2 separate regions of the Mus musculus genome follow, and region 1 is linked to region 2. A link is a loop called in an ENCODE intact Hi-C map of the cell type or tissue named here. Cell type or tissue: heart. All regions are shown on one strand. Each heading gives the region's core, and the rest is flanking DNA. Links, peaks and the distances in the headings are about the cores only. Region 1 overlaps Hdac9 (histone deacetylase 9). Region 2 has its middle 12 kb from the start of Mir680-3.

Region 1 (10,270 bases), core at 1,350-9,349, 520 kb after region 2:
CTTTTAAAATACTAAAGAGAAGAAGTAACTGTGAAGTACTGATTTTATCTACCTGATTGCAGTAACTGTGTCATTATATATGTGTCAGAATGCCATATCATATACCTTACATTCATACAAATGCAAAGAAACATAATGGAATGAAATCATTAGAATTCTAGTCTTTTCTCAGAATCGCTTTTATTCCAGATTTAAAGGAATTTTGTTTTCCTTTCCAACTGTTTCAAGATTTTACCATTCGTTTTTCTGTATGTGACTTCTATTGGTGGTGGTGGAGGGTGGTTCTTAAAGATTATGTTTATGATAGTGGAATCCCTTCTAAATTTATTGTATTTGTTTTTATAATACATATTATGATATATAAAACTATAATCATAAGTAAATAGTTTTGTTCTCTTTAAAGAATTTTATTCTGTCAATGAGTTTTATATAAATGTGATGAGATAGTGCCATTCAGTTCTTGTTTGTCCTTGCTGATTTCTTGTATACTGTTTTTTGTCCAAATAATTTTTAAAATTGTATTGAAAACATAAATATTTAAGGTTGCTATGTCCTCTTCATAAACTAACCACTTTACTATTAGGAAATGGCAATCTTTATCATTACAAATATTATTTGCTTCAGAATCTGTTGATTAGTATTAACATTTATTTCTTTTATGTTTCTTTCCTTTTAACTCATTTGTGTTATTATATTTATTGTAAATATATAGATTGTAGTTTTAAGTCAAATATACCAGTCTTAGCCTTTTAGTTAATATAGTTAGACTACTTATATTTAAAGTGTTTCTCTTATAAGGTGAGACTCAAATTTATTTCCCAGTTTTCTGACCTACTCTGTATTTACCTTTTACTTTTGAACCTTATTTTGGATAAATTTAAAGCAGTTTTATTACCATATATTAATTATACAAAATAATCTTTATTGTGACATTTAATATATGCACATAATTAGTTATAAAACCCCCATTACCCTCCTTTTATACTCTCTATTTGATCTATTTTTATTTGCCAGTCTTACTTGTGTTCCATCTGTGTGTGTATGCATGTTTGCTCTCATGTGGCTTGTCCATGTGTGTGCTTCTACATGTGTACATGTATAAGCACGTGTGAAGGCTAGAGGACAACTTTATATGTCATTCATCATGCGTCTTCCACCATGTTTTTTGAAGCATAGCCATTCTTTGCCCTGGAGCTCACCGGGTAGGTAAGGACACGGTGTAGAAGTTGTCAGGGATCCAACTGTCTCTGTAGTTCTCTATGAATATGAGCCATACCCAGCTATCTCAGGAGTCTAGATGTCCTGCAGTTCCTTGTGGATATTAGCACATGAACCGTATCCAGCTTTTTGACATAGGTTATGGAGATCAAGCAGGTTCTAATGCTTGTATGAAAATGTGTTCCTTCCTCAGAATAATTATTTCTTCTAAATGATTTCATTTTCTTTTTTATGTGTGTCTACAGCTTGGTTGTCACTTTAGGAGTTATAATCTCTCTCTTTAATTTACTACTGTGCATCCTTCAGTGACATGATCACTCATCTACTCTAACATGAGAACTTGTCCAAAACTATGCCTGGATCGCTCCCTTTTCTTCTTCCTTCCTTCCTTCCTTCCTTCCTTCCTTCCTTCCTTCCTTCCTTCCTTCCTTCCTTCCTTCCTTCCTTTCTCTCTTTCTCCTCTTTCTCCTCTTTCTCTTTCTTTCTTTTTTTTCCTAATGCCATACATTTTATTTTTGATTTAATTATAAATTTTATACACATTATTATGAGTTTTGGTAAAAAATTCTGTTCAAATTTATAATTTGGTCTTGTCTTTTCTTCAAATATTTCTGAACATTTTATCTTTTAAGTATTTTATTTTGTGCATGTGGATATTTCACCTGCAGATATATCTATGCACCATAGGATGCATAGTGTATGCACTGTGTGTATGTAGTATCTGCAGAACAGGGAAGAGTGTCAAAACCTCTGACAGGAGTCACAGCTCTGTGTGAGCCAGTGTGTGGGTGCTGGTAACCTAAATATTACTTCCTACCACTTGAAGGCTTAGAATGAAGGCTCTTTGTACAACCTGAGACCTGGAATGTTTTCTCATATGGACGAAGCTCTTTTTTGTCTAAGACTTTCATTTCCCTTCCTCGCTGTGTCATGTCCGTAGTTTCTGCACTGTGTCTTCAAGTCTGGTCCTCTTTCATCCCTGGCTACATCTAACAGTGGTTGATTTATCCAATGTGTTTTCCACCTGACCCATTATCGTTTCCATCTTTAGATATTTTCCTTGGTTCTTTTTAATGCCTTTCATTTCACTACTTTATTTTTTCAACCAACAGGATACACTTACATCACTATTTAAAGGTTTAGTTTTTCCAGTTAGTTTTAGCACCTCTGTGTTGGGAGCCTGTTTTGATGTTTCTTTTTCTTTTCCTTTTCCGTTTTTTTTTTCTCTTTAAATTTTTTCCTTCCTTTTTTTTGGAGTTATAATTTCCTGCTTCTTTTATGACTGGTAAGTTTATAAAAATTATATTTAGAATGATACAAGGTTAACCTTCGATGCTGATGCTTAGCAGTCCTGTTAGGCAGGGTGAGCTTAGTTCTGTCCTGAGCTTAGTTTTTCTGCCAAGGGCAACCCTTCCGTTTATTTTAGTCACATCTTAGGATGGGCACCTTTTCCTCTCTCTGGTAGTACCAGTTCTTTGTGGCATCTTGGATCCTCAGGAACTGCCATGCCAGTTTTCTCTGGGATGTTTCTGCTCCCCCTGCTAACGAGCACCTTGCTGCTGCCTGTTGCTTTATGTTTGGGCTTTTTGTTTTTCACTTGCCTCTGTCTCTGACTGTCTTTGTTTATAGGAGTCTGCTGAGGGCTGTTGGTTTCCACTTGCTGACGAATATTTCAGTGCATCAGATTAGAACTATGTGTCATATAAAATTGATAACTGTATCTATGTAGCCAGTATCCATTCTCTTAAAAATTATACTTTAAATGATTTCTCTATTTTTCCATTGTTTAAAGTAGAATGGAAAAAAGGTTAGTGATCCTAAGTAGACAGTGAAGACTTCTGACTGATGACCACTTTTGTATTGTAAGAATAAGGTTCTATCTGCCATTCTCTTCTGTGATGTGTGATGTCAGGAAACTGAGTTATTTCATCCCTACCCTTCTATTCTCTCATCTATAAAATATCTATTATAGTTATGCTTTCTCTCATTTCCAATTTCAAGAACACTATAAAGCTCTGGATGAATACATATAACTATTTATATATTCCTCTCTTTATAATGTTGTGTTTTATCATTATTTTAGGGGGTAAACTGAAGAGCTTTCTTACTCCAAAATGTATATCTACTTCATTGAACTTCTGTTTCTATTAAATAATCTAAATGTTTATACAGAACAGGAGAGAAAGACCATATGTCTTTATATAAAGACAGCAAATATTTTTTTCTGTTGTTAATGTTTCTATTTTGTTTGTTTCTTCATTTATTTCTAAAACAGAGTGTAACTATGTGACCCAACCTGCCTTTGTGCCTGATATGTTCAGCTCTGCTGAAATCCATGTTCACTTTAAACACAAGGTTGTTCAGAAAGTGCTGTTCACAGTAAAGTAAGAGCAGGGAGTCCCAGGTACCCATGCAGATTGGTCTTGCTGCTCATAGCTCTACTGTACTTGCATTTCAGAAATCTACAAGAAAGGAATTGCATGTTTGACCATGACTACCTGAAGCTTTTTAGAGGTAGCAAGTGCATTTAAACAGATTTACATGCTATACCATAAATATGTGCACCAAAATATTACAATACACCCCATAATAACTATAATTTTATAACTTCATGTGTCAGTATTTGTCTTAAAACTGCATTTAAATTCAAATAAAGTAGACTATGTTTAACATTTTAAAAAAAAGATTTATTTCTTTATTTTATGTGTATGAGTACACCATTGCTCTCTTCAGACACAGCAGAAGAGGGCATCAGATCCCATTATGGATGGTTGTGAGCCACCATGTGGTTTCTGGGAATTGAACTCAGGATCCCCAGAAGAGCAGTCGGTGCTCTCAACAGCTGAGCCATCTCTCCAGCCCTAACTTTTTTAAAGATCTAGAAAAATATAAAAAAGAAATAAATTTCTACCTTGTTTTATACCTCTTTTCCTGTCTCTACATTTTTTCATTTGATTCAAGCAAAGTGATTTAATGTATATTTGATCTATACTATATCTCCTTTTTCTTAAGGAAAAATTTTTCCTCAGTAAGTTAACAGTTTTATATGTATTTATTTTTACTAAGATGAATCATAGTTTTATTTTACTAAAAGTGGGAAAATATTGTGTTTATCTTCATGAGCCTACTAATCCGATAAACAGTTTAATATGGTCTAAAAATTGGTCAGAGCAACCCTATTTTATTCAGTTAACTATTGAATCGAGTCCTGACCAAATTCCGTGTGTATTTTCTAGAACTTCTGCATCAGAATATCTTTGAATAGGAAGGATCTGAACAGGGTTCCATCCTAGAGAAGGCCAGGTCAGAAAGCAACTGAGTGTACTCGCCCTGGCCTGTGTCCTGAAGATGTGGACAGTAGGGTTTTAATCAGATACTTAGGTAATTCCCCCATCTGAAAAGGTACTCTTCTTAAAGTCAGAATTCCTGTTTTGTAGACTGTATCCATTCTGTAATTTCACTTTTTGTAGAATGCACATGCCATGTTGAGTTGAAACTGTATATACAGGAACACATTTATTCTGTTGCTGGATATCTTTGCTGGCCTCTTTATTGTTCTCAGAAATGTCTCCTTCCTGTGTGTGGAAGTTGTTAATTCTTGCAGATCAGGCTAATCCTTCGTCCCTCTCATGTGTTAGAACAGGGTCTGATTCAGAGGCTGTAGACAACAGGAGGTTAAAGCCAGCGCCCTCTCCCTATAAGAATTACTGGGTTAGCAGAGAAGCACCTCTTAGTTTATTGTACTCTGGGACTTTTCATAGAAAGAGGTGAATATGTTCTTCTCAAGATGAATGCATCAGGTCATTTTTTTTCTTTTTCCTCTCAGGCTAAAATGTTCTATCAGCCCCTTGTTTTGACCTTATAACCATCACCTGTCTCAGCCCATCTTTCCTGATTGGTGCGTCATTCAGCCTGTTCCTTCACTTATGTTTTGAGGATTTGACTCCCCCTGGTGGCTCCTGGCGTCATGAGTCAGGGCTTCTTTTCACTTAGGGTTCTCTTAAAAAGGCTCAAAGAGCAGCGTTCATGTTCCAAATGCTGCAGCAATCTCTTGAGACTTAAGGTAGGTTTTCCAAAGTTTTTAGGAAGTCATTTCCCCTCTAAGAGTTTGCCAAAGGAGACTAGAGTAGACCAATGCTAATTTCGTACATACAGAAGAGACATTCTGAGTTCGTGAATACTAAACGTAATTGGTTTAATTACAAATCATTTGCTAAAAAAAGTTATGTTCTCATCCATAATTAAGAAAGTTTCTTTCATCCTCCTAAAATAGCAGTAATTGTGTTATAAAAAAGGAAACGAAAATGTTTGCATCGAAAAAGAATCCATAAAATGTTTGAAATTGATAGTTTGATGTGGCAATACATTAAATGAGATGATTTCAAAATACATTTAATTTGACAGCGCTCAGAGACAGGCAGTCCTCATCAGCATTCTTCTTTGTGGCTGCTTCAACATAAAAGAATTGTGGCCATTTAGATCTCAGAAATTGTCACTTTCTGTTTTAACTTTTATAGCCCTGCATTTATTTGAAGTGTCAACTTCTATCTCTCATTTTTCTTTTCCTTTCTACCATTAAGTTGAATTAAAGAATGGGTGTGAATGTCTTACGAAGACCCTTCTCTTTAGTTTGAAGAAGAGTTTGTTCTTTCTCTTGTCGTGAAAATGCCTTTTTCATTTAAATTAGAAATAGAACATTGGATAGACTCTTAACAAACTGTCCTATCTAAAAACGTTAGATGATTGCTTCTTATTAGCAATAGTTAATGGAGTTATTTTCCTACCTGCATTTGAAAAGGACCTGCTAACATTCATTGCAATCTCACAGCAAGAGCAGGTTGAAGTTTCCCATTGTTATCTGGGAACCCAGAGGTAAGAGTTCGGGGCTTTGATTTGTTAGGTCTCTTCTGCTTTTGTTTGTTTGTTTGTTTTTTGCGTCCTGAGTCACTCATTTGGTGTCTCTTCCTGTTTTTCAAAGTCTCCCCAATTTCTGTTAACTGATGGGCTGCTGTGTTTTACATGTGTGCCACCCAATAGGACATGACTTAGCCTCCTCCCAGTGGCTTTGGAGGAAGGCAAGGGATGTGGGATGTCCTCAGATCACCAGGGCATATCTCCTAGAAGGTTGTGATACCTCTGTCTCTCAGGATTTCTGCTGCTGGTCCCTGTATTTCCTGCAACACCTGCTCCTTGGAAAGTTGTCCTGGAAACTCTCTCTTTTTTTTTTTTTCTTTTTGTTTTGACTTTTCTCTTTTTTTCATTTTATTAGATATTTTCTTTATTTACATGTCAAATTTTTATCCCCTTTCCTCATTTCCCCTCCGAATACCCCACTAGCCCATTCCCCCTCCCCATGCTCACTAAACCACCCATTTCCACTTCCCTGTCCTGACATTCCCCTACACTGTGGCATCGAGCCTTCACAAGGCCAAGGACCTCTCCTCCCATTGATTCCAGACAAGGCCATCCTCTGATACATATATGGCTGAAGCCTTGAGTCACTCCATGTGTACTCTTTGGTTGATGGTTTAGTCCCTGGGAGGTCTGGGGGTACTGGTTGGTTCATATTGTTGTTCCTGCTATGGGGCTGCAAACTCCTTCAGTTCCTTGAGTTCTTCCTCTAGCTCCTCCACTGGGGACCCTGTGCTCAGTCTAATGGATGGCTGTGAACTTCCACTTCTGTATTTGTCAGGCACTGGCAGAGCCTCTCAGGAGACAGCTATATCAGGCTACTGTCAGCAAGCACTTGTTGGCATCCACAATAGTGTCTGGGTTTGGTAACTGTATATGGGATGGATCACCAGGCAGGACAGTCACTGGATGGCCTTTCCTTCAGTCTCTGCTCCGAACTCTGTCTTTATATCTCCTCTCATAGGCTTTTCTAAGAAGGACTGAAGCATCCACACTTTGGTCTTCCTTTTTCTTGAGCTTCATGTGGTCTGTGAATTGTATCTTGGGTATTCTGAACATCTGGGCTAATATCCAGTTATCAGTGAGTGCATACCATGTAGGCCCAAGAACTAGGGCTGATCTCTCTTTACTTCAGAACTGCTAGCTTTTTATAATTTGTCTTGGCTACTTTGTTGTGATAACATACTAGACTAACATAGGGGGAATTCATGTGAGAGTCTGTGACAAATCATAATAGGATCCCTCTTAGGAAAGTTAATTTTCTTTTTAACATCTTACCATAGGCAGGAGGGTTAAAAACAAAACCAAAAACAAACAAAACCTATAGCTCATATTTGCTCTCTGTATCATACTGACTAAATGTTTTATACTGCTTCTTTATAGAGCAAACTAAACAGAGTAATTCACCATGTTAGTGCAATGCCCCCCGCCCCCCAGGCCAGTCCCAGTTAACAGCACTACAAAGTCTTTGCTCCACCCGACAATTGCCAGAATACACAGCTGTGAGTATTTTAAACACATATTAAAAAGTTTCCAAATGAAGATGGTTTCCCCTCTCTTCCCAGAAAGGAAAGGAAAATGAGCAGTCGCCGGTCACACTTTTTGCTCGGTTGCTAAGCCATAAAATACTGAGTAAGATGCCCTGACACTATGACAATCTGAACAGGACTTTTTGAGGATGCTTAGCCAGGGGTCACTTTATAAGACTGTATAGGGATGGTCTGTCTTTAAGCGTCCTTCGGTAGACATTGACACGAAATGTAATGGAAAAGGAAGTCCAACAGCTTCCATGTGAATTGTGCTTACTCTTATTCTGCTCAAATAATCGTGGATCTAAAGCAGCCGTTCTCAACCGTTCCAATGCTGTGACCCTTTTATATAGTTCCTCATGTTGTGACCCCCAACCATAGAATTATTTTTATTGTTACTTCATAGCTATAATTTTGCTACTTATGAACCATAATGTAGCTATTTAATATGTAGGATATCTGTTATGAGGATCCTGTGAAAAAAGTTGTTTTACCCCCATTGGTTTGCAACCCACAGGCTGAAAACCACTAATCTACTCAAAGCTGATTCACTGAAAACATTTTTAAGTTAGTAATTCACAGCCTTCTCTATTTATTTTTCAAATAGGACCCTAAGTATGTGATTTTGAGACAAGTGAAGGGTTAAAAGGCCAAACATTTTGACTCTTTCTTTCTAAAATGGAACTAGGTGAGATAGGAGGATAAAAAAAAAGCCACAGGTGCACTTTACTAAGTCTCAAAATTTTCAATGAGAATCTCCTGGGTTATTTGTTAGAGCATAGCATTTCTGTGCTGGTGGATCAAAAAAAGATGACTCCTCTAGTGGTTTATGGTCTATGTATACAGCACTGCCCCTTGCTGTTTTGTTTTAGTGTGTATATGTGTACATGTGTACAACACTGCCCCTTGGTGGCTTATGTGTCCATGTGTACAATACTGATCCTTGCTTTTGTGTCTAAATATACACAGCACCACCCTTTTATTATTTATATATTCTGTTCATAGTATTGAGTCTTGATGGCTTATGTTTCAATGTACACAACACTGCTCTTTGTTGCACTGTGTGTCCACATGCACAGCATTGCCCCTTTTTGGCCCATGGTTTTTGCACAATATTGTCCCTGGTTCTTGCTGGTTTATGTATCTATGTGCTAAGTCTGTTGCTGGTGGTTTATATGTCCATGTGCACAGCACACATTTTGCTGGTATTTCTGTCCATGTACCCAATATACTGACCCTTAATTGTTTTGTAAAGATCATTTTTCTCTCTCGTAAGTCAGCCATTCACTATAAATAATGTGCGCAGCTCCCTTGGTCTTCTCTGAGACACTAGAGAACCATCATGTGTGTGAGTATGAATCTTAGAATGCAAATAAAATGCTCCCTATATAGCAGGCCTGGCTATTGTCTCTGAGCAGAAGCTATAGTATAGACACAGGATAATGCTCATTCAGTGGGTTTCCCCCTTCCTGTCACATTACCACTCTGCATTTTGCTTTTATGGCAAATTGGATTTATAAATGTCTGCAATTATAAAACATATCTTTAATTCAGTGACTTCAGGGTGATTTCTGTCTTCTCTTTTCATTTCATTGAATCTTATATCAAGTTAAAGCTGACTTGAGAAGCAGGCTTGGGCAAAGTGCAATTTTGCATAATTGGATTCTATGGGAAAGATGAATCTAGAAACCAAGTGTGCAGCACGTTCCCTGCATTCTTGTTAAGTAACCTTTAGCAGCTCTCGGTGGAAATGCCTCAGTGGTTTTTCTCCATCTTCAGCTGGGCAGCTACAGGTCTCCATCTCTATTAACCCCTGGCTTTCCTTTTGGTGTCTGTCTTTCTGAGTGTCTTGTTCTCCTCCTGCCTTTCTGCCTTATGTTAAGCTACTTTGCAACATAATAAGTTAATGGTGTTTAGAATTACTTTGGAGATAAGGAGATGACTTTTTATGCATGTGTTCAGAAATGGGTGTTTTGAGTATGTTTCATTGTGGCAGGGGTGGGGGGAGGAGGGGAGGGGCTGGGGAGGTTTCCTTCCAAAGCAAAAAAGGGAAAAATGTAAGTTTCCCAGAAGTAAAGGTCAAGAGACATGGAACAACTATTTTATTATTTGCTTTCAAAACAGAGAGAGTATGATTTATGTCAGCTAGAAGCTTATGTCATAGTTGTGCAGGTGCTGCTGTGGAGTGTGACCCCCCTCTAATCCCCATAACGACACCGGGCATTGACCACATTAGCTTTGTAGTTACCGACGACTGCCTTCCCCGGGGCCTTCTGGTTTCTAAATCCAGCCACCTGGCTAGCAGGCCAGCCAGTGCTTGATGCAAGAACATTGTTTTCTCAGTATAGCCTGAAATTCATTTTGTGTATTTTGTGTACATGGCTTTTATGTGACTGTTTATGATGATACCTCTGTGGTTCCATTGGAAGTCACCAGGCATATTGTCTTCCTCCTTCCTTTGTTAAGAGATACATCATCACAATTACTAAAAGTGATGATGGTTTATATATATATATATATATATACACACACACACACACACACACACACACATATATATATATATATGCGACATGTAGGTTCCTTCATATCTAATGAGGTCCTTGATATTT
Region 2 (10,270 bases), core at 780-8,779:
AAATGTGTGTGTCCATCTGGACCAAAAACATATGTCATCCCACCTCAAGCTCTGGACCAAAAATCTGTGTCTTCCAGCCTCAAGATCCATATCACAGGCATGCTTCTGGATTATAGTTCGTTCCAGATAGATAGATAGATAGATAGATAGATAGATAGATAGATAGATAGATAGATAGATAGATAGATAGATAGACAGACAAAACAAAAATCAAGAAGAAAATGAATGAATAGGGAGACAACACCACAGAAGTACAAAAAAAGAACAGGAAACACTCTCTTTTCTCTTTTCTTTTCTTTTTCTTTTCTTCTATAATTGCAACTCTCTTTTTTTATTTAAGAAAATGTCAGCTTAGTATCACTTTTTAAGCAGTGCAGTGGTGGTGGTAACAGTGGTTTCCTTTTGTTTTGCTATTGAATTGTAGGTGCATCAAACATTTTGGATATTAACTTCTTATCCAATGTATCTTGGCAAGTGCTCGCTCCCATTCTGTTTGCCTCTTTACTTGATTTGATTGTTCTTCGTACTACTTACGCAAGCAAACCTTCTAAAGTCACTCCTGAGGTCAACAGTGATCAATGACTACAAATGGCTTGCAAAGGATGGGGCAGACATCACTGAGAAATACGTGCTGCACTGGCAGAAGGGTAACTCCCAGAGATGTGTGTACAGGGAAGAGACCAAGCCAAGAGACCCAGGTTTCTCTTATCAATCAGTCTCTGCTTGCCATTGAGTCCCACGTGCACCCAAGATGTGTGCACTGTCCTCCAGGAACCTGACACGGCAAGAACACCTGTTGATGAGAAGTCATCTGGTCCTGTCTCTGGGCTGCCTACCTCCTAAGTAACAGCCCAATGACTGAAATTTTGTAGGTAGATTGGGAGAGTCTGTCTCTGGATTGTCCTCCTAGTTACTAAAGCATTATTATTTGACCGAAGTTCTGTTCTATACACTTTCTCAATTCTAGAGAATTCTTGGCAACCCCTATAGGTACCTACCACTTTGTGAAAGATAAATTAAGGAAAGCCTCATACTTGTGTCCTAAATTACTGTGCAAAAATGTATGCACCAATGTAAGTTCAAAAGAGGCAGTTACTTCCATTTCAGTTAGAATGTACTTGAGGTAGAATGCAGAAAGCACTACCTCTAAGGAGGCAGGGGAAAGTTCAAATGGTACCTACAATCATGCAGTCAGTAACATGCTGGAAACTAAACACCAGATCTGGTTTCTAGTCCAACAGCATCACACATCCACCCAAACTACACTTGTCTGGAGTGGGCTCCGACAAAACAGTGTTTAGGAAATTCACTAATTAATCCCCTCTGCTAACGAGTAATTGTAAAGGACGATAAGCTTTTATTAGTTGTGCTGAGACCCCATCCTTTCCTAACTACAGCTGCTATTCATTGTTCATGCAAGCTGTCTCACCAAGTGAGCCAACATGCCTCAAGAGGAATCAAAATCAAAGTATATAGGAGTAAACTCTCCAGCTGACACAGGTTCTTATGACCCTGGTCACTGGCTGATTGTGCATAAAAGGGTGTTCAGCATCATTAACCACCAGGGAAAGGCAAAGCAAACCACAATGACCTCACACCTGTCAGATAGGTCATTGTCAAACGTTTACAGGCTACTGGGGGTTGGCGAGGAGGTAGAAGTAAGACTGTCCTTCAGTGCCATTTCTTGGAACAGAAACTGGGATAGCCATTATAGGAAGCCTATAAGGATTACAATTAAGATAGAGCTTTCTCACAGAGCCCAGTAATCTCCTTGTTGCATATCCATTCACTATCTCCAGGAGACAACTGTACTTCCTTAGTCATGGCAATGTTATGCACAGCTAAAATATGGAAATATAAATGAATGCACATATGTCTATGTATATACAGGTATATAGTTAGGCATATATACATGGATGTCTATACATATGTACAAATATAGAATTTGCCTACCATGACTCCAAGGCTTCCAAACTTTCAGTTATAAAAGAATAAATGCTGCAGATGGAATTAAGAGGAAGGGGGTAAGAGGAGAAAGATGGTATAGGAGGGGGATTTCTCAACACAGAATCTATACCTGTAAGACCTTTTAGAAAAGAAGACAGGAAATCAATGTAAGTGACCATTGGTAGGTGATAAAATCAATGAAATATCTATAGACTTGAGAGAGACAGAGAATAAGTTCTGGAGGTTTCACGCACACCCGGCTGACTGCAAAAGCAAGTATACATCCCATAGTTCATATTCACTAAAGCAGAAGCACAAAGTAATTATGTGAGACAATAAATGTGCTAATTAGCTTGATTAAAGCAATCATTTCACAATGTATAGCGTCAAAACTTCACTTTGTAGACATATATTGGCCAGCAAAATAGCTCAGTGGTGAGGGCACTTGCCACCAACCTGAGTTGAATCTCCAAGAACCCATGTAATGGAAGGAGAAAAATTGGTTGCTACAGGTAGTGACTTCTGACCTCCATGTGTGCACTGTAGCACATGTCTACCCCTCCTCCCCAAACATATGCACATACGCTATACCCACGTATAACTAACTAAATAGATAATTTTAAAATATATTTTGTTGTCTCAACCATAGTTCAACAAAGCCAAAAAATTAAAACTAAAGCAGAGAAATAGCAACTCATCCAATGTCAGTAGAAGAAAAAGAGCTGAAACATACACAGTACAACATGTAATGATAGGAGGTGATCCTGATGTATACTTGGATGCATTTAGAAAATGTGTATACAAAACCTTTGCCTCCTCCTGTAACAACCCCGATGTCACAATACACAGACTCAGCAGCAGCAGAACTCGAATGACCCATCCCTCTCGCTCCTAACCTAGCCATGCTGCAGGAGCCATCCCTGTTCGCTCTAACTTAATCATGCTGCAAGACCCATCTCTCTGGCTCCTAACTAAGCTGTGCTGTGGGTTCATCTTTTGGTTAACAAGAACAACAGTAACAACAACAAACACAGAAAGCAGCTTGAGAGAAGCTTTGCTGGGTCTGTGCTCATGTTTGCCTTGCTTCTGGGCCTCAGCACAGAACATCTAGGCAGGGAGCATGCCGTAGAGCATAGGATAGGGTCTCACCCTAGACAGACAAGTGGGCGATGGGGAGGAAGGGTTGGGGGCCCAAACACACCCTCATTCCCTCCAAGGACATCCTTTCCCCCAGACACACCCTTTGGGCAACTAGGATGCATTTCCCAGCAGCCCATTCAGCTATGTGATCTAAACAGCTCTCAACAGCACCATCAGCTGGAGAGTAAGTTTCCCACACATGAGCCTTCTGGACAGATGCGCCCATGCAGACTTGTAGCAAATGGCCAGCTCTGTTCTGCAGCGAGTGCCCTGCACGGGCATAGAGACAACAAACTAAGACATTCATTCTGTCTCAGACCTGAGTAAGTGAAGCACACAGGTAAGTTTATAAAATGACCCCCCAAGGCTGAGAAAGGCGAAAATGAACATATATAATAAATAAAAGAGGGAAAAGCAACCCTTCAACATTGCATCTGCCAATGAGCAATTTGCAAACACAGTCCGCTGCACTAATCACCTCATTGTGGTAAAGTAAGCACCTTGCTCTCTGACCCGAGGAATAAGATGGAAGTGAGAAAGAAGTGGAGCATGAGGCGTGGGTACCAACGGCGGATGGCGCTGTTTTACATATTGAAGGTGGGTGTGTGTTAGGCAGGAATAATCCCTACTGTCCAAACTCTATATTCAATTGACTTACTAGTTTCATAACATTTCAAAGTGAAAAAAAAAAAAAGATTGTTCTGTTTTGTTTTTTTTTTTTTTTTGGGGGGGGGGGAGTGTTTTGCTATTTTCCTAAGGCTGGTCTCCAGCTCCTCCTGCCTCAGACACTTTGAGTCCTAGGGTGCTAAGCACGTGCCATCACAGTCGGCTGACAATAAGACAAACCACATAAACAAAAACAATGGCTCAGCAAGCAAAGGCAAGGAGGCTTACCACAGAGCCTGACACAAAGTGGATCCGAGGGACACACATGGTGGGAGAGAGAACCAATTCAGAAAGCTGTCCTTCCCCACTGGTGGCCATGTGACGTCCGTCTCACCCAACCCCCTTACACACATAAACGAGCGTCAACAACAAAACCTCTTTTAATGGTCAAGTTAAGTCCCGACCTATCAGAAAGACAGAAAGGTTACCTAAGCGACCTTTTAAAGCTTGTCACATTCTGCCCTGAGAACAAGTCTGTCCTGGGTGCAAGGACCATGATTTACAGTCACGTGTTTTGATGCTGCTTGGTCTCTGGGCCTCTGGTTTCACGAGCCCTAAAGCGGTGATTCTCAACCTGTGGGTCACGACCCCTTTGGGGAGGATCACATGTCAGATATTTATATTACATTTCATAACAGTAGCAAACTTATAAAAGCCAAGAAATAATTTTATATTTGGGGTCACCACAACACGAGGAACTGTACTAAAGGGTTTGCAGCGTTAGGAAGGTTGAGAACTACTGCCCTAAATGAAGCTAAGAGTCGCACCCATTCTCTCAGAGTCTTCCCTTTTCTCCTGCTGTGGGAGCGCTCTTGCCGGAGACAAAGCCATAGCTGATGTTTAGTCACATTTTGTGCGACACATCCAAGATTTAGAAATCTAAGCAATATTAACACTGGGAGCAGAAAGGGGAAAGAGATTGTGACTGTGAACACATAGGAATGTTCTGGATCTGAGCTGACTATCGGAGTCACTGTGAAAACTTGTGTTGGCAATATGTGAAAGACCAAGGTGTTTCCAAACTTTAGGTTTCCATTGGGAACAGACCAAGCCATTACACTGAGTTGTCTTTTTCGATTTGGCCACTAGAGGGGGGTGCTGCTTAACAGTTGGAGCCTTCCGGTGTAAGGGACAGTAGAAGGCTAGCTGGCTCCCTCAACTGTTTATCCCAGCACAGGCCAAAAACTAAGAATCTTAGTTTTCAGTTATGGTGAGCCCCTGTCACTTTGTAAAGAAAATCTGAGCAAAAGGTAATTTTTGTCTTCTTTGAAACTCATAGAATGAAACCAGCTATGCCACAAATTCTCCCTCACTCTCAAGCCCCGGCCCTGCCTGGAAAAGATGGCTATTTAAACGAGAGTGCTCATTGCTGTTCTAATACCTATTTTTCGAATTTTGAAAGTTGTCCTACTTCATAAGAGACAGGAAATACTTAAGACAGATTCCCTGGAGCATTACAGGGTATGTAGACATCTAAGGTATATTTCATAGAAGAAACTTATATAACAGTTTGGGTAAAAGAAAAGCCATTCATTTAACTTCAGAATTACAATGACTAAAACCTGAAGGAAAAGGATTTCCAAAATGATTATTTGGGAGGAAAAAATGTTTTTGTGTGTCTTTCCTACAGTGTAATAGCACAGAGGGCTCCTTGCTATACCTGCACTGAAGAAATGCGAATCAGAGATGTACAACTCAAAGGAGATGAAGCACTCACGTGACCTGGATTATTCTCTCAAACTTCTTTATGCCACAAAGTAATTTGAGAACAAATTCTTGAGGAAAACTCCACTCAAAATGAAAGTTAATTCTTAGACAAAATATAATATTCTCACTAAAATTTTAACACTCCACTTGTAATAGCATCAAAGCCAATATGGACATTTTAAGTAGAAAAAAGTCTGCTAAGGGCTGTGGAGAGAGCTGAGTCAGTAAAGTGCTTGAACAGGCGTGAGGGCTTGAGTCGGAGCCCCAGTATCCACCTAAAGTGCTGGTGTGGTAGCAGGTAGGAGTAGTCTCACGGGCTGGGGAGGCAGAGATAGCAGGAGGCCTGGGGCTGGTTGTGCAGCCAGCCTACACAAATTGGTGAGTCCCAGGTCTCAGTAAGAAAGTCTGTCTCAAAAACAAAGTGCAAGGCCTGGAAGATGAGTTCAGTGGGTAAGAGCATTGCTGAGCAAACTGCAGGACTTGAGGACCTGAGCTCAAATCTCCAGCACACACGTTCAAAACAAAACGAACAAACAAACAAACAAACAAAACCTGGAGGTCATATGTCTGTGACCTCTGGGATTGGAGTGCATACAGGGAGATCTTGGGAGATTTCTATAGAGCCAGGTTAGCCAGGTCAGTGGGCTCCCACTTCTCAAAGCAATAATGTAAGGAGTGATAGAAAATACAACCAGCTTGCTCTTGCTTCCATGTGTATGCATATACACATACACACACACACACACACACACACACACACACACACACACACACACGTACCACACATACACCACGAATGCATACACATACCATTCCCCACATACAAATAACTTCTTTAAAATGTGTGTGGTGAGCATGCACACCTGCATACTTATAGGAAAAAAAAAAGAGGGCACTGGGTTTCTTCTATCGGCCTCCACCTATTCCATTGAGGCAATAACTCTGAAGAAACCTAAAGACATAGGAAGTCTCTGTGTAACCCTGGGGTTCATTTCCTCAGCTAGCCTAAAAGCCAACAAACCCCAGATCCTCTTGACTCCACCCCTGCTTGTAACTGGGGTCACATGTATGCAGCTGATACTCAGGGATTTGAGGCTCTGGGATCAAATACTCTGGTCTTTGAGGTTGTACAGCAAGAACTTTAACCCCTGAGAGCTTTTGATCCCTCTACAATGTCTTATTTTCAAGTGGGTGACTCTGAAGGAATGGCACTTAAGATTATCTTCCTATCTCTACAAACATGCCCACAATATGTGTGTGCATACCTGCACACACAAAATCACACCATACACACATGCATGTAAGATAAATAAAATCTGCTAGATGTGTGCGCTGAGGATTATAACATAGCATTGAAAGACACGAAGGAAACCAAAAGAAGTAGGAAGGAATTTCAGGTTCACATACTCGAAGACATTTGCTAAGATCTTACAAACTGGTAAAAACCATTAGGTATCCTAAGGTGACCTCCAGATTCAACCCTGTTCCTACCCATACCCAACTCTCAGTTAGTTATTGCTTTCAGAGGCGCTACAGATATTCAACACTTAGTAGTCAGACACAGGACAACGGAGCTGATCATAACACAACTTTACAGTTCAGTGCAGAGCCGCACTGATCCATCTGTACAATATAGGCACAGACATGCGCAGAGATAAATAGAGCAAAGAGTCCAGCAATAAATCTGAGCATTTATGATCGATTGGTCTATGACAAGCATCCCAAGATATCACAACAGAAGAGAGCTTTCGACAAATGCAGCTGAGACAACTGCTATCCATGGACAAAAGAATGTTCCCATCACAAAAATGTAAGTGAGAATGGATGAGAACACAATGGCTGAATGTACAGGAGGACAAAACATCTGGCTGGGAAGTGCTGCTGGAAACAGCCCAACTTTGAATTAAGCAATAGTTTCTTACGTGTGACAGAGAAAACAAGAGGAACAAATACAAAAATGGGTATTGACCAAAATTAAATTCATATGCACTATGAAATGAACTATTAGGAAAAAAGTTTTTAAAAGACTACCTACAGAGTTGGAGACAATACTTAAAATGTGTATGAGTCTACTACCTAGAATCTAGAAAGAACTAGACACAGAGAGTAGGGAAGCAATGATGATTTTGACATTGGGCAAGAGTTTGAAATCGTGACCAGCGAGCTTGAAAAGACATTCAATATCCTTACTCATCAGTGAAAATATAAGTGGGGTACCACTTGCTCCCCACCAGGATGGTGTGCTAAGGCATACATGCTTGAAAAATGCATAGAGGAGCGAAACTTATACACTGCTGATGGGAATGTCATATCCTTTACAAAGCAGTTTTCCAGCACTGGGGTCAGAGGTGGGGGCAGGGGGCTGAACCCAACAATCCCGTTCCTCAGAGGACTGGGGCAGCTGATGACTGAGAGTGAACGCGGGATAATAGGAAATAAGCAGATACAAATCCTTGCAGGTGAACTGGTGCACAGGTGCCCACGGTGGCGTTGCCATGGTCCCCAGCATCTAAATGGCCTCAATGGACATGGAAGAACATGTGGTGAATTAAACATGAAACAAGCCCATACAGCCAGGAAAGAGAATAATTCAGGGGTCAAGCTTTTTAGCTTCCATGTAAACGTATATAACTATCCCTAATCATTTTTGTCTTCCCATGAGAAAAGTTACCATTTGGAAATACTTAAGAAGTGTGTGTGTGTGTGTGTGTGTGTGTGTGTGTGTGTGTGTGTGTGTGTGTTTACTGAATAAAACTGAGTTGATTTTCTTTTACTTCATTTTACAATCCTTATAGATGCTAATGTATACTTTAAAAATCCAGTCCGTTAAGCTTGCTAGTATGTAATGACACTTACAGGCAAGTTGCTGTGAAAAAATTAAATAGCAAAAACCCCAGTGGGGCAGGCAGAAGACAAGTGTCAAACCACTGGGTTCTCTTGTCAATAATATACTTGCTGGCAGCAGTCTGAAAAACTGGCTCAGAGGAGTAGACATCTGAGATGCTGAGGTCCACTACATCACCTTGCCTGTCTAAAGCTAAGGAGAGTTATAAAACTTCCATACAGCCCGGGTTTTGAAGCAGCCAATTTGAAAGCACCTTTGCTGACGGCACTCACTGGCTGTGGACAGTGGCTCTTGCTGCAGCTTCTTCCTATCCAGCCTGGCAGACTAACAGTGATCTCAAAAGGTGAATAGAGCTGGAACCCAGGTGAGGACATCCTCCAGGCAAAAACTTGCCTGTGCCCCACAACCACCGCGTCTAGTGCTTCCTCATTAAACAGGTCCCCGAGCTAAGTAGCAGCCTAACGTGCTCAGGGAGGAAATGAGACCGGAGAAGACAGAATCCCTCTGTCAATCTATCCCACTGGATTGTACAGTATGTTGTTATTACCAATGGATTGTACAGTATGTTGTTATTACCAATATGGAGGACCAATATAGACTTCGAAGGAAGCAGTTTGATGGCCTTTCTCATACTCTCCCACAACTGGTCCAGATGGAGAGCACCCCTTTTGACCCCCAAAGCTTGTCACCACTCCTGCAAAGGTACCATGCTCTGGTCTCCAACATTGTAACTTTTACTTTGCTTTAAACTTGAAATGGGGCATCGAGATGGAGCACTTGCCACACCCATGCAAAGGCCTGGGTTTGATCTCCAGCGTGGCGAAAACACCCAGAGGCACTCATGTGCCCTATTTGTATTTGTCACTTTTGCCAAGTACTAAGGTTCCTCTAAATCCATCTGCATGGTGAGCAAGGTTGTTGCTATGGACATGGGATGATGCTTCCTGCACCCTGAACAGCACATTTCACTTCAGTTCCTCTCTCTATAACTCTTCTCCAGGCTGATGCAACTCTACACATTTGCTAAGTAGTTTCTGTTGAATAAACTGTGTTCATGTATCTTCATGTTTCTCATTCCTCTCGTTTAAGATCTGTTACGGTGTTCACACATCAAGGTAATCGTCATAACTAGGAGTGCAAATGTGTTTTGGTTCAAGGATCCAAGGCAGTCCTTCTTTGCTTGTGTAGGTCTGTCTCTTTATAGGGGTCCAACCCCAGATCCCTTGACTCCAAAGTTGCCCTTAGCACACCCCTCATTATAACCAGTGGGAAACGAAAGGTGTGAGCACCGGAGGTTGTTGAGTCAGACAGCCTAGAAAGGCAAAGCTTGTTCCTGTGCCCACACCCTCCACAAACTGTCACAGGCACCCTCACTGCAGAAATTCTTGGGAAATGCAGTCAAACTGGGAAGCCACTTAACAGGGGTAGTGGTGAGCAGCTGATATTCTCTCCCTGGTGTGAAGTCTGCTATACTCCGCCATTCTAAAGTGTATTCTCAGGCCAGTCAGCGGCACCCGGTTATGCTATCAAGCAAGGGCAAACACAAGCCCTTTCTGATGCTACCACACCATGAGTGTCACGTGGGACAGCTGTGGGGCTGCATTAAGATACATGTGTACATAAAGTTCCTATGTGCTCAACCTGGTGTGTAGTAGGTCTACAGTACATGCTAGTTTCCTTTCAAACATTTTCTGGCACAGTTTTGATAACTTTTATTTCTACTCTTCCATATCCTTCTATTTGGTGCATAAGGGTATTTTTATGAAAAGCTACGTCTTCCTTTGCACTGAGCGACACACATGGTTTCCAAGAGTTTGTCTTGGGGCTGAAGTTTGGTTTTCCTCTTGTGTCTCCTGTCCAGCATGTTTAAGTACCATCAAGCCCTCTCCAGATGTCAGATAGGACAAATGCCTGTTCACCCAGGATCTCTGTCCCCAGCCCTTCCCTTCCTCCTGCCTTTCTTGT

The links. Peaks named below come from ENCODE experiments on the same cell type or tissue, not always from the same donor. Only the 100,000 strongest peaks of a DNase experiment are listed, where the experiment ranks them.
Region 1: it touches region 2 in a loop (6-fold over the local background); 41 of 42 quality-filtered maps call a loop at or near these places.

What each region holds. Positions count from the first base shown.
Region 1 is chr12:34,659,850-34,670,119 of GRCm38, reverse strand. All of the region lies in intron 3 of Hdac9 (histone deacetylase 9), which reads left to right. Among named protein-coding and RNA genes, the nearest start is that of Gm46347, 120 kb to the left of the region's middle. In heart, for the core only: a CTCF peak has its summit at 8,574 (motif pointing left); a DNase peak (open chromatin) is centred at 5,149.
Region 2 is chr12:35,177,456-35,187,725 of GRCm38, reverse strand. No RefSeq gene overlaps it. Among named protein-coding and RNA genes, the nearest start is that of Mir680-3, 12 kb to the left of the region's middle. In heart, for the core only: a CTCF peak has its summit at 4,841 (motif pointing right); no DNase peak of the experiment used is centred there; H3K27me3 peaks cover 914 bases.